Regions from separate parts of the Mus musculus genome. Here region 2 is linked to region 1. The links are chromatin loops, found by intact Hi-C in ENCODE. Cell type or tissue: left cerebral cortex. All regions are shown on one strand.

Region 1 (2,500 bases):
CGGTTTGATCACATGGCCTCCTTGCTCTCACAGTGAGGATGGACAATGAGGAGCAACCCCGAGTTTCCAGGGGTCTCCGCTTCTGCTTGCTTTGGCATAGGCTAAGTTCAACAGTAAATGCAACCCATGTCTTATGGGCCAGATTCTCCCTCTGGAAATCAGGTTAGCCTTGGTCCTCCTGGTCCTGGGTGCTAGGATTATTAGTGTGTGCCAACTCCTTGGCTTGGCATCTGTTTTTTTTTTAAGATTTATTAATTATTATACATAAGTACACTGTAGCTGACTTCAGATTCGCCAGAAGAAGGCGTCAGATCTCATTATGGGTGGTTGTGAGCCACCATGTGGTTGCTGGAATTTGAACTCAGGACTTTCCAAAGAGCAGTCAGTGCTCTCACCCACTGAGCCATCTTGCCAGCCCCTTGGCGTCTGTTTTTTAAATGAATGGAATCCTATTAGAGCAGGTCATCCTCTTACGACTTAATTATCTAAATTACTTCTTTATAGCCCATCTCTAAATGTAGCCACTTTGTGGGGTTTGAGCCTCAAAGGTGGATTTCAGAGGACATGGGTATTCAGGCCTCGATGTGCCTTTGGTGAGTGTTTTAGAGTTCTTGAACTACTCGCTGTTTCTCTTCAGGAAAGTGGGGTGCAGGGGTACGTACCATCCTCTCAGCACTTGGGAGGCAGAGGCAGGAGAATCAGGAGTTTAGTCATCCTTGGTCATGTGTTAAATTTGAAGTCACATAGAAAGCTCAAGACAGTCTCATGAAATCCTCCCTCTCCCAAGCCAGAGGGCAGTGTAGTTTCTTCTCTTTTCTCTCCACGGCGGCGAGCATCTCGGAACTAAAAGTATAAGAGGTTAGAACTTCCCTACCATGCTGCCTCTGCTCTGGTGGCTCCCCTTCTCCCTAGGAATCCAGCCCTTCTCCACTGCCATACAGTTGGCTCAGAAGCCAATTTGGACACTGGAAAATGGTATCACATGCTGTTCTTTATTCGAACACCGGGGGGCAGTATAACCAACACATTGGAACACATTTGGTAACCTCGTTCCTGCTTATGTAAAACAAGTATAACTCTCTGGATTCCCTGGCTGCTTCTGAAACTTCAGCTCATAAAGTCAGGCTTCCTACCAGGATGGAGACACAACGGCCCATCAAAGAGTACAGCACTGCCTCACCTGTGAAATCTTGGATCTGTTGCTTTTGAATGACATGGATTATAAATATGGCTGGAGAGGTGGTGTCTTAGTCCGGGTTTCTATTCTTGCACAAATATCATGACCAAGAAGCAGTTGGGGAGGAAAGGGTTTATTCAGCTTACACTTCCACATTGCTGTTCATCACCAAGGAAGTCAGGACTGGAACTCAAGCAGGCTTGCTCAGCTTGCTTTCTTATAGAACCCAAGGCTACCAGCCCAGAAATGGTACCACCCACAAGGGGCCTTTCCCCCTTGATCACTAATTGAGAAAATGCCCCACAGCTGGATCTTATGGAGGCATTTCCCCAACTGAAGCTCCTTTCTCTGTGATAACTCCAGCCTGTGTCAAGTTGACACAAAACTAGCCAGTACAATTGACCCCTTGTCAACTTGACACACAAACACATCACTAGTAAGCCTAAACCCTTAATGTCTTATTCATCCCCAAGATCTTAAATAACTTTAAAGTCCCACAGTCTTTGCATATTAAAAGTTCAATCCCTTTAAAATATCCAATATCTTTTAAAATCCAAAGTCTTTTTACAATTAAAAGTCTCTTAACTGTGGGATCCACTAAAATAGTTTCTTCCTTTCAGAGGGAAAAAATATCAGGGCACAGTCACAATCAAAAGCAAAAATTAAACTCCAAATGTCCAATGTCTGGGATCCAACTCACAATCTTCTGGGTTCCTCCAAGGGCTTGGGTCACGTCTCCAGCCATGCCCTTTGTAGCACACATATTGTCTTCTAGGCTCCAGCTGCCTGTACTCCACTGCTGCTGCTGTTCTTGGTAGTCATCTCGTGGTACTGGCATCTCCAAAACACTGCTATCTTCAACTGTAACAGGCTCTCTTCATGATGCCAAGCCTCAACTCCTTTGCATGACTCCTTCAGTCCTGGGCCATCAATTGCAACTGAGGCTGCACCTTCACCAATGTTCTTCCATGACCTCTCACAATGCCGAGCCTCAGCTGCTCTGCGTGACCCCTTCATACCTTCAAAACCAGTACCACCTGGGTGACTCTTACACATTACCAAGTCCTGCTGCAGCACGAAGTAAAACCTTGGCTATCTCTGGAACACAGCCTCTGTGCTCTCAGAGAACCCTTCCCAGAAGATTTCACCTCAATGATACTGGTCTCTTCTTAATCACTGTTAATTTCTTAGGTCCAGATAACCAGCATCAATAGTCTCAGTAATGCCAAGTTTTCACTTTACTAGTTCTGGTATCTTGTTAATATCAGTTGATTCTTCAGCCCAGCTAACTAGAACCACAAAATAATCACATTCCAAAATAGC
Region 2 (2,500 bases), 180 kb after region 1:
GAAAATTAAGCATCCCTCAGCCACAATATTTGCCCTTAGAGTCCGTGCATTAGTGAATTGTGCTGTAGATGGAATTCAAGCAGTTTATTCTCTACCTGCCTGCCTCACCAAAGAAAGCAAGTATGCTTTAAAGCATCTTCTGTAAGGCTGCAAGTGGAGCCCAGTGTAGAGCACATACCTGGCATGGATGAGGCCCAGGGCTCACCCCCAGCTCTGTGGTGTCTGTCCTGAATGGACCGTGCCTCTGGAACGAATGAACATCCATGTTCCTATGGAACAAGAAATGCTGGGAAGCCCAGGAGGCCCTCTGGCTGTGAGTTTCCCTGAGGCACATTCCAGGAAGGCATTCCCTACCCAGGTGCTGCAGTCACTGCCAACCTCTCCAGGTGCACCAGCATCAAAGCTGGAGGAACAAGCACTCCCAGTCAGGACATCCCTGAACTCACACTCCCACAGGGACTCTCTGATATGCTGGAGCCCTGGCTGAAAGCAAGGTTAAAAACATCAGAGGCTCTCTTTATTTCGTCCTCTAGGAATGGAATTTGTGAAGAAGCCTAGGGTACCACTGGGGCAGAAACACTAGTACCTGCTCAGAAAGTCTCTGAGCTACTGCCCTAGGGAGCTTAATGGAAGAGAACAAACTTGCCACCTAGGCTTCTGCAGGGCCATGGCTGTTCTGAGGTTGGGACTACAGAGATTCAGTGACTTATGTACGATGCAGTGATAGAGCACTTGCTTGGCATAAACAAAGCCTGGGCTTGACCCCCCCACACACACACAGCCCGCGCTATCTAGAAGAAAAAGAGACACTGAACCTCACTGGTCACTTGGGATCACTGACTGTAAAACAATGAGGTGGTCCTCAGGCAACTTTCTGATTGTTCAGCCTCAGTTAGTTTTTAAGGAAGCTGCCCATAGGGCAAGGACAAATTCTATAGCACCGTACCCAGGATTCCAGGGTTTCTTAAACTACCAAGGAAAATACTTTATCCCCAATATCACCGAATTTTGACTTGCTGGTCCTAAGTTCAGGGAATTGGCTTAAAAAGCAACGGGGTGACACTGCCCTCTAGTGGTCCAGTAAAGTATTTGCCCGTTGGGTTTGTGCACCTGTCAGCACAGGTTATTTCTGTGGAAAGCATTTGGATTTATTCTCATACTCTTGGGCCCATGGTGATGTGACTTCTGAGCACTGGCTGAAATTGCCCATCCGTTAGCTGTTTTGGGAATTTGCTTTGTTTTCCCTGTATTTTTTTTAGAGTGGCTGTCTCTGTTACAAGAGTTCAAGTCCTAAAAGCAAGGATCAATCTCGTGTCTCTTCTGAAGCCTCAACTCTGTTGTTCACTTAGCTGGAGATAAAATTAGAAAGTTCATTGAGGTAGAAAGGAATCTTTTCTCCCTCCCTGCCCCAACAACAAAAAAATTCTATCACTTCTCATTTGTTTCTAAGCCTTCTTGTCTTGTTCCTCTGACCTCTAGTTTTCCAGCTGGTAGGATTATCTGAGTCCCTGAGAGCTTACAGAACTCAGCTTCCTGGGCCTGCCTCCAGCCCCACTGAACCAGTCTCTGTGGTTGGAGCCAGGAAATCTGCTTTACAAACTTCCCAAGTGGTTTTTGATGTGCAGCCTAGCTTGGCAGCCAACTGCTCTAAATCCCCACTTATTGTTTATTATAACTCCCCCCCCCCCAGACTCCAGAGGTCTTCATCTTGTGTCACAAGTTAAAAGTGACCATCTTGAGATTCATTCAGAAATAGTCAACATGCTATCTTAACTGGATGGCATGGGAAGGAAGAAAGGACCACAAGAGACAAACCAAAAGCATTTACTCTGGTTGCCAGGGGCAGCATGTTTATAGCAGAAATACCAAACCAATACCGCTGTGCTGGCTGGGCAGGCTGCCCATCTATAGTCTTGTTTTTAATGTTCCAGCTAGATCGGGGGTCGGGGAGAGACAGGCTTCTGCAGGAGCCAGTGACTCATTCCCACCCATTCTAAGTCTTCAGGCTCTTAGGAAGAGAGGACAAAGTAGGTGGCATTGTCTCCTGTTTTGCAGATGAGAATGCCAGAGCTTAGGGAAGAGGATCAACTTGCTCAGGGGCACAGACATTGCTTGTTGTCCCGTTGTGCATTCTGAAGCCATGCCTGATTTATAAGGCCAGTGTTGGCAGTCAGAGGACAGAGTTGCTAACCTGCTCTTTTTCACTCCACCAGGCCAAGAGAGCAGTTCAGCGGGGAGCTACTGCAGTTATCTTTGATGTATCTGAAAATCCAGAAGCCATCGACCAGGTAAACCACCACTACAGCCAGTCCTACCATCTGCCGAAGAGGCATTTGCTTTGGCCATCTTGAGTGGCAGTGTTTTGACACCCTTGTCTAAGATCCTTGTACTTGTCTGCTGAAGTACTCTGTCTGTGTTTGAGTATCAGGTATGATACCTGAGAGAGGCATATGGAAAGGAGTTGTGGGTGGAGGGTTAGGCATGAGGGACATTTTCAGAG

What was found. Peaks named below come from ENCODE experiments on the same cell type or tissue, not always from the same donor. Only the 100,000 strongest peaks of a DNase experiment are listed, where the experiment ranks them.
Region 2: a loop joins it to region 1, with 9 times the contacts of the local background. A loop is called at or near these places in 30 of 42 quality-filtered maps.

The regions. Positions count from the first base shown.
Region 1 is chr11:5,472,866-5,475,365 of GRCm38, reverse strand. No RefSeq gene overlaps it. Among named protein-coding and RNA genes, the nearest start is that of Gm11963, 12 kb to the left of the region's middle. In left cerebral cortex, a CTCF peak has its summit at 1,003 (motif pointing right); a DNase peak (open chromatin) is centred at 1,005.
Region 2 is chr11:5,289,451-5,291,950 of GRCm38, reverse strand. Znrf3 (zinc and ring finger 3) reads left to right here. Exons shown (of 9, transcript NM_001080924.2): 3 at 2,214-2,288. Among named protein-coding and RNA genes, the nearest start is that of Kremen1, 29 kb to the right of the region's middle. In left cerebral cortex, a CTCF peak has its summit at 1,071 (motif pointing left); DNase peaks (open chromatin) are centred at 1,063, 1,549 and 1,977; H3K27ac peaks cover 258 bases.